Regions from separate parts of the Mus musculus genome. Here region 1 is linked to region 2. Evidence: chromatin contacts called from ENCODE POLR2A ChIA-PET data. All regions are on one chromosome and are shown on one strand. The core of a region is the stretch at or near the end of the contact, and the rest is flanking DNA. Distances in the headings are between cores, read along the strand shown.

Evidence for each region. ChIA-PET counts read pairs that join two places held with the same protein, here RNA polymerase II (POLR2A).
Region 1: POLR2A ChIA-PET joins it to region 2 with 15 read pairs in embryonic stem cell. The contact joins the promoter of Rpl23 here to the enhancer-like site in region 2. POLR2A ChIA-PET finds 5 or more read pairs at or near these places in 3 of 5 experiments (Patski and embryonic stem cell).

Annotation. Positions count from the first base shown.
Region 1 is chr11:97,780,177-97,783,841 of GRCm38, forward strand. Rpl23 (ribosomal protein L23) reads right to left here and starts at 2,263. Exons shown (of 5, transcript NM_022891.3): 1 at 2,168-2,263; 2 at 1,630-1,713; 3 at 1,158-1,286. The coding sequence starts at 2,180. Snora21 (small nucleolar RNA, H/ACA box 21) reads right to left here and starts at 1,590; the gene lies at 1,463-1,590.
Region 2 is chr11:97,667,185-97,671,167 of GRCm38, forward strand. Mllt6 (myeloid/lymphoid or mixed-lineage leukemia; translocated to, 6) reads left to right here. Exons shown (of 20, transcript NM_139311.2): 7 at 2,240-2,452; 8 at 3,069-3,167. Among named protein-coding and RNA genes, the nearest start is that of Mllt6, 5.8 kb to the left of the region's middle. Within about 2 kb of position 2,488, at least 3 of the 3 ENCODE cell types and tissues checked have a DNase peak (open chromatin) inside an H3K27ac peak, as active enhancers do.

The DNA of each region.
Region 1 (3,665 bases), core at 1,013-3,512, 110 kb after region 2:
GGAGCTGTCATCATACCACAGGGGTAAGGGGACATGCTCTGCTCTTCACTGACAGCTTCCTGAGCCACCAACCAGGCCCTAGAAGTGTTCTGAGAAGAGGATAAGCCCTGGTAGACTCATTTCAGTGTAACCACACTAGGGTAAGTTTGGCTACAATGTCACCGTCCCCTCAAGTATTAAAGTGAAAGACTTTGAACTAAATGCTGAGAGCAAGGTGGCTCCTATGGAAACAAAGTGTTGCTAGGAAGCAACCCCACAGGCCTCACTTGCACTACACCAAAGGACTTCGAGAATATCTCTGGAAAAAGAACAGTGCCTGATAGCACTAGGAAGCTGAGGTGGGTAGGTCTGAGCTCAAGGACAGCCAAGCTTACAGTGAGATCCTGCCAAGAAAGTTCTACAGCTGGAACACTCAAGGCAGAGGAGGTTCTGAGGTCTGTTCATCTACCTGATGAGAACACATTTCAGGGTAGTTAATACACCAATAGTCAGCTCCCAGTACAGTGTCTATCACAAGGCCTCTGGACAATGTGTCTGCTTCCAGGTGTTCGGACAACAACCCACAAAAATACACCCATTTCACATTGTCATCTGCACTGACAGCTAGGGACAGACAACCAACTGAAGATCTTTTCTGGTAAGACTACATAGTCTACTACAGGGGAAGAACTTAGCCAGGTGAGTGGCAGATTACATAGCATGAAAGACGGAAAAGACCCTAATTAGAGAAAAAACAAAGTGTTCCATAAACCGCAGCAGTCAGACATGTGGCCGTGTCTGTAAGCCCAACACTGAGGTCCAGCCTGTGCTACCAAGTCAAGCCTTGTCTCAAACAGGGAGCTGAGGCATTGATCTCAAAGGCTCTCACATGTGTAGCTTCCTTGACAGCCACAGAATTAAGATCCCATCTTCCAACACCCAGAGAACTTCTACCTTCCACTACGACTTAAGGAGCCTCCCAGGGCCGGGCGTGGTGGCGCACGCCTTTAATCCCAGCACTTGGGAGGCAGAGGCAGGCGAGTTCGAGGCCAGCCTGGTCTACAAAGTGAGTTCCAGGACAGCCAGGGCTACACAGAAAAACACTGTCAAAAAAAAAACCAAACAAACAAACCAAAACAAGCAACCAAACAAAAAAACAAGCTCTCCTCCCCGCTCACCCTTTTTCCTTAGTTCTGGTTTGCCTTTCTTAACTGTGGCCATCACCATGTCCCCAACACCAGCAGCAGGAAGTCTGTTCAGCCGTCCCTTGATTCCCTTCACAGAGATGATATACAAGTTTTTAGCTCCTATAGGAAAAAAACAAACAAAAGTAAATTTTGTATGAGACCGGCAGAATTCACAATATAGAGTCAGCAAGGCTATACACCAAGTAACTCAGTCTCAGAAAAGCATGAACACAAACAAACCAAAACAAACCGTTTTCGTAAAACTCATCGGGCTTGTAAGTAATCTTTCAGAAGTGTCTTGTCACAACACCGATTGAAGTTAAACAACACAACACGTTGCCACTTCACCCAAAAGTGGTGTTTTTCACTCTGCCCCTTCTTGACGGCTCAGTGGGTCACTAGCAAAAGGCTCACTGAGTGCTTTTAAAAGGGGACGGTGGCAGGACGCGGCCGAAGGCCTCACCTGTGTTGTCTGCACAGTTGATCACAGCTCCGACCGGAAGACCCAGGGAAATCCGGAATTTCGCCCCGGAGGACCCACCGCGTCCTGCGGGGAGGGAAACAGACAGGACAAGGGTCCACATTCGGTCTCACAGTTCCCAACTATAACCCACCGCACACGCTTCGGCGAGGGCCGGCCGCTCCCCGGCTACCACGCACTTGTCACGGGACCCGGCCGTGCCCATTATTTGCATCCTCCTGCGGAAGAAGGAGACTGCGAGGCTCCAACCTCGTCTGCATTTGCGGGGACCGCAGATATCGCGCAGTCCCGTCGACCCCACGTTCTCCGTTCGGCCCCATGCTCCGCTCCTACACCAGCTCAACACCATTGGCATCGCCCTCTTTCAGGGCTCCCTCTAGGCCTCCGCGGTGCCCCCATCTTCTCTATCTCCGGCCCCGGGACTGTAAACTATCACCGCCGCCGGGGGCCGTCGCCAAGGGATGGGCGGGCCATCCCGCGCGGCAGATGCCAACGGATCCCCAAACTCAAAATTCCTCACCTCGCTTCGACATCTTGAACGCCCGGAAAGGGTCAGAAAGGAAGTTAGTACAGGGGACACTGGGATATGAACGGGAGGCCCCGCCCACTCAGCCACGTGACCGGACCTCGTCCAGCCCGCCTCCCTCCCCGGGTCGCAGCTAGATGACGTAAAAGGCCTGGGCCTCCGCGGGACCGTTCTGCGTGGGAAAGCTGCGCTTAAGATGTGTAGGGGCGAGTAATTTTGGGGCTACACCCAACGCCTCGGAAGTAATTGGCGATATGGACACATTGCCTTTTGGCTTTTTAAAATTTGCTTAACAGCTTCTTTTGAGCTCTGTGGCCAAGCCCCTCTCTGGATAACAGGGATTCGAAAATTATTGCTGCGGGTGTGGTGGTGCTCGCCAATAATCTCGGCATCGTGGGAGCTGAAGCAGGAGAATTGCGGCGATTTCAACATCACCTCAGCTACCCATGAGATCCTTCCTCAAAACAAATAAATACATGAGTAAAATAAATTCTTCTGTAAGGGTTCCTAAAGAACAGACACATGGGGCAAGAGCAAGTTCAGAATGGTTTCATTTGGCTGTGGAACAATTAAGTGGAGCGCTACAGATGAGTCTGTGTGTTTGGTACCATAACATTCTTTCGTCATGAGAGTTAACAATACTCTATTAGTGACATTCACACAGCCGCTCGGACTACAACTCAGTACCTTATTATTAATTATTCTTAGACTTAGCCCACAGCTAACCGTGACCGATTGATTGGCTTTGTTGCTTCTTAAAGATGTGCAAAATTTCGTAAAGCTTAAATATAGGATAGTTTATGCTTGCTTATAATCAAGATGGACAGGTTTTGTTTTGTTTTGTTTTGTTTTGTTTTGTTTTGTTTGGGGGGACAGGGTTTCTCTGTATAGCTCTGGCTGTCCTGGAACCCACTCTGTAGACCAGGCTGGCCTCAAACTCAGAAATCCGCCTGCCTGCCTCTGCCTCCCAAGTGCTGGGATTAAAGGCGTGCACCACCACGCCCGACTGGACATGTTTTAATTTATTAATATTAATTTCCCCTTTTACTACCTCAACCTCTCCCTATTTTCCTTACCTTCTGTTGAAACATTCATTCAAATGTGCGTTGAATACTTATATCAGGGCCAGATTCTGTCCAGATTACATGAGGGAATAAAATAGAGCATTATTCTTGCCTTTATGGGTTTTCCTCTGCCAGGGTAGAGGTTGGAGGCAGGTAATAGATACTAAATAATAGGAGTGGGCTGGAGAGATGGTTCAGCAGTTAAGAGCACTGACTGCTCTTCCAGAGGTCCTGAGTTCAATTCCCAGTGACCACATGGTGGCTCACAACCATTTGTAACGGGATCTGATACCCTCTTCTGGTCTGTCTGAAGACAGCTACAGTGTACTCATATAAATAATATAAATAAATCTTTAAAAAAAACCTAAATAATAGGAGTAATTGTGAGAGTTCCAGTATACAGTATATCGTTGTCAAACGGGAAGAAG
Region 2 (3,983 bases), core at 1,238-3,737:
GGTAGAGGGGTGGGGGCTTGGGCCTTGCCTGTGCCTGGGGCTGGGAGAGCTTAGAAAGATCCCATCCCTCAGTCCCTGCCTTCCAGGAACTCTGTCTGTGACAGGAAATGAGTTGCAGCCTGAGGGGTGCAGCAAATTAGAACTAGACCAAGCAGTCCAGGCTAGAAGATAGCCCTCCCCATGTCTGTCAATCTAGGAATCTGTAAGCAATGGCGTTCTAGAAGAGTAAGCAGGTAACAGCACTGGGACAGCTTCTCCTCCTCCTCTTCCTCTTCCTCTTCCTCCTCCTCCTCCTCTTCCTCCTCTTCCTCTTCCTTCTCTTCTTCCTCTTCCTCCTCCTCCTTTTTTTTGTGAGACAGGGTTTCTCTGTGTAGCCCTGGCTGTCCTGGAGCTCACTCTGTAGACCAGGCTGGCCTCGAACTCAGAAATCCGCCTGCCTCTGCCTCCCAAGTGCTGGGATTAAAGGCGTGTGCCACCACTGCCCAGCTCCTGGGACAGTTTCTTTTCTTTTTTTTTCTTTTTCTGTCTTTCTTTTTAAAGATTTATTGATTGATTGATTTTTATGTATATGAGTACACTATGGCTGTCTTCAGACACACCAGAAGAGGGCATCAGATCCCATTACAGATGGTTGTGAGCCACCATGTGGTTGCTGGGAATTGAACTCAGGACCTTCGGAAGAGCAGTCAGTGCTCTTAACCACTGAGCCATCTCTCCAGCCCCCTGGGACAGTTTCTTTTTGCCACATTGATGACTTGTGTGGTTCTCCCTCAGCCCCAAGTATGCTGCATGTGCCCCATTTCACAGATAGGTAAATTAAGGTTCCCCGAGGTTAGATAGCTTGTTTTATAGTTGGTGAGTGGGATTTGGGGCAAACAGTTTGATCAGAAAGCCCCTCAGGAAGGTGGAAAGGAGCCTCCGTTGGTGGCAGCAGGGGAGGCTGTTGAGGACCAGGTGTGGAATGAGTTCCAGACGGGGGTGAGAGCTTCATTCAGTCCAAGGGTCTCATGGCTGAGCAGACTTGGAGATTCCTCATAATGTGATGATCTACAGAGGCAGGGTGCAGGCAGGACTCTGTGCCCCAGGCCACAGCTTGGAGAGCGCCTAAGCCATAGAGTAACAAGATCAGATTTGTGTTACAGGCAGATTACCCTGGCAAGCAACCATGGAGCTGGGGAGAGAGACAGCTGGGAGGATGGGGGCGGGTGACAGGCTGATGCTGGAGTCACCATAGGTGGACCTGGCTGAGCAGCGTGAGAGTGGCCAGAGGTGGCAAGGTGAATTTGAGCTAAGATTCAGGCTGTAGCGATCACGGGGTAGGGAGAGGCGCACTCCGGAGCATCTTGGTTTGTTCCTGTTGCCTGCTGCAATGATAATAGTTCCTTTCCCACAGTGACCTGGGTTGCTCACACATTACCTGGTTGTCAAGCTTTAGAGTCTTGGAGCAGCTTAGGACTAGGGCAGTTGTCCAGTTGCACTTGCAGGTGACACCAAATGGAGATGTCAGATTGGGTGGGAGTCCCCAGGCAAGTGGCAAGGGCAGATGGTGGGTGCAGGCAGAGGCTGTCTCTGTGGGTGTCCAGATGTGAAAGAGACATGGAAGAGAAGGTGTAGAATTTGATGAGGTAGGAGTGGAGCCTGAGGAGGCCTGAAGTTAATCACAGGCTGTGGCAATTGGAGGAGGTTGGTGACCTTAGGGCGCAGCTGTGAGCCTGGGATGAGAGCAGTTCCAGGGACGCAGTGTAGTTTAGGTTGGTGTTCATTGCCAGCAGCCCCCAGTCCAGGGCAGCAGGGCTTCTGCTATACAGCTGCACAGAGGAAAATGAGGGAGGAGGATGGAATGGGGCTCCTGGGGAGCAGGGGCTCCCTGTGTGTCCTTCCCAGACCCTGCTTCTCAGGGAAGGAGATGGAAATGGGCTGTGGTCCAGTCTGCTAGGGGAGCTCTGTGGGGGTGGAGCAGAAGGAGAAGCCCAGGTCCTGCCCCATCCCCAGCCCCACTGCACCTTGTTGGGGGCTGCGGCTGGTCCATGCCTCTTCTGAGCCTCTGTGGCTGCATCCGTGCTGCGTTGGTTAAGATAGCTGGGAAGCTTTAGGATAGCTAGGCTGAGCGGAGTGTCATGGCAGACACAGGGGACCTGCAGCAGCACAGGAGTTGCTTCTAGGATCCTGCGACCTTCAGGAACCCTCCCTAGGCTCCTGAAAGAACGGGTTGGCAATTCCTCTCAATCTCTTCCCCCAGAAGACATCCCGGCACTCCAGCGGGGGAGGAGGAGGAGCAGGAGGAGGCAGCAGCGGCGGGGGAGGAGGTGGCAGCAGTAGTGCCAGCGGTGGTGGAGGTGGCACCGGGGGAGGCAGCGGCAACAGCTTCCTTAGCGGCAGGAGAAGCCGGTCAGCCTCGCCATCCACCCAGCCGGAGAAGCACCCTACCCACCATGAGAAGGGCCAGAAGAAGGTGAAGACCCGCTCTCTCATGGGCTTCTTTCCAGAGACCGCCACCAGGCGCCTCAGCCTTCTGAGGCCACTGAGGTTGGAGAGGTGGCCTAGGAAGCACAGCTTGAGGCACAGAGCTTGGGACCTGGCTTCTCTGTCTGTGTATTCTCCAGTTCTCCTCATGACACTACAGTGTCCTCCACCTCCAGTTTGTGTCCCTACATGTTTACATCTCCAGTCTGTCGGCCTGTGCCCATCCCACAGAGTGCCCACTTTGGTTCAGCGTGCATTCCAGGAGGGATACTCCTGTGAGTGCCTGCTCTCTCGAGCGTGTGTGTGTGTGTGTGTGTGTGTGTGTGTGTGTGTGTGTGTGTGTGTGTCTCTCTCGCTCTGTCACTGGCACGATAATGGGACAGGCTATTTTTAGCAGGAGGGAGAGTGGGGGATGGGCTCTTGGCTCTCAGAGGATCTTGTCTGAGCCACTCCTGTCCAGCTGGAGTTTTACATCCCTCTGTAGATTGAGAGCACTTGCTGAGCCCCATTTCTAAGAGGGGTTCAGTTCTCCACACCCACATGTCATGGTTGACCTCCTTCAGATAACCCCTGTATCAGTATCTGGTCACATTTCGCTCCCCCAGAGTCGAAAGGACAAAGAACGCCTTAAACAGAAGCACAAGAAGCGGCCTGAGTCCCCCCCCAGCGTCCTCGCCCCGCCTGCGGTTCCCACTGCTGATAAGGTACCACTCCTTATACTCAGGATGCAGGGTGTGCTGGTCTGGGGGTGAGGAAGCCTGAGGTGTGAAGGGTTAAGGTGAACAGTGGCCTGTTAATAGGTGTCCTCTCTCAGCCCATGGTTGATGTTACCTCTGCTGCCACCACCCGGCTGAGCTCACAGAGGGTCTGCTCTGCCCAGCAAACCTCAACACTTCTTGAGGGTGACGGGGGTGAGATGGGGTGCCTTTCTGCTTGCTAGCTGCCGTATGGGCACCTTTGTCCAGGCAGGGGCTCATCTCTGGGATCGTGACTTCTAAGAGCAAGTGTGTGGTCCTCAGGCTTCTGAGAGCCCAGCCCTGTAGGATTGGTGAATTTCTACCAAACCCAGAGAAACACCAGGAGAAAAATCTAGATTCTGTTTCAAGCCAGTGGGAGTGGAGGTGTGACCAGGCTTCTGGCTACACCCTGGAATCCCTCCTACTCACACCACTGTTCTCAGCAGGCTGGGCTCTAGTAGTGGGTAGCATCTGAATGAGCAACAGGCAGGCCCTACCCTGACCAGTGAGTGATAATCCCAGCCTGAACAGATTAGTGAGAGTCCCCCAGGGGCTGGAGAAAGCACTCCCTCCTGTACCATTACTGACAGTCACCTCCACTCCCTCACGTGGTTGGCAGGGCACTGGGCATCCTAGCAGGAGTTTCAGGTATCAGGTTTCCAGGGTGATGTTGCTGTGGCAACTGCCCCAGTAACTCTTCCCTCCTGCTTTGCTTCCCTGAGCTCACCTGGGAAGCTGGCCCTACCTTTCCAGGAGCCTACAGACAGGTAGAAAGACTCAGAA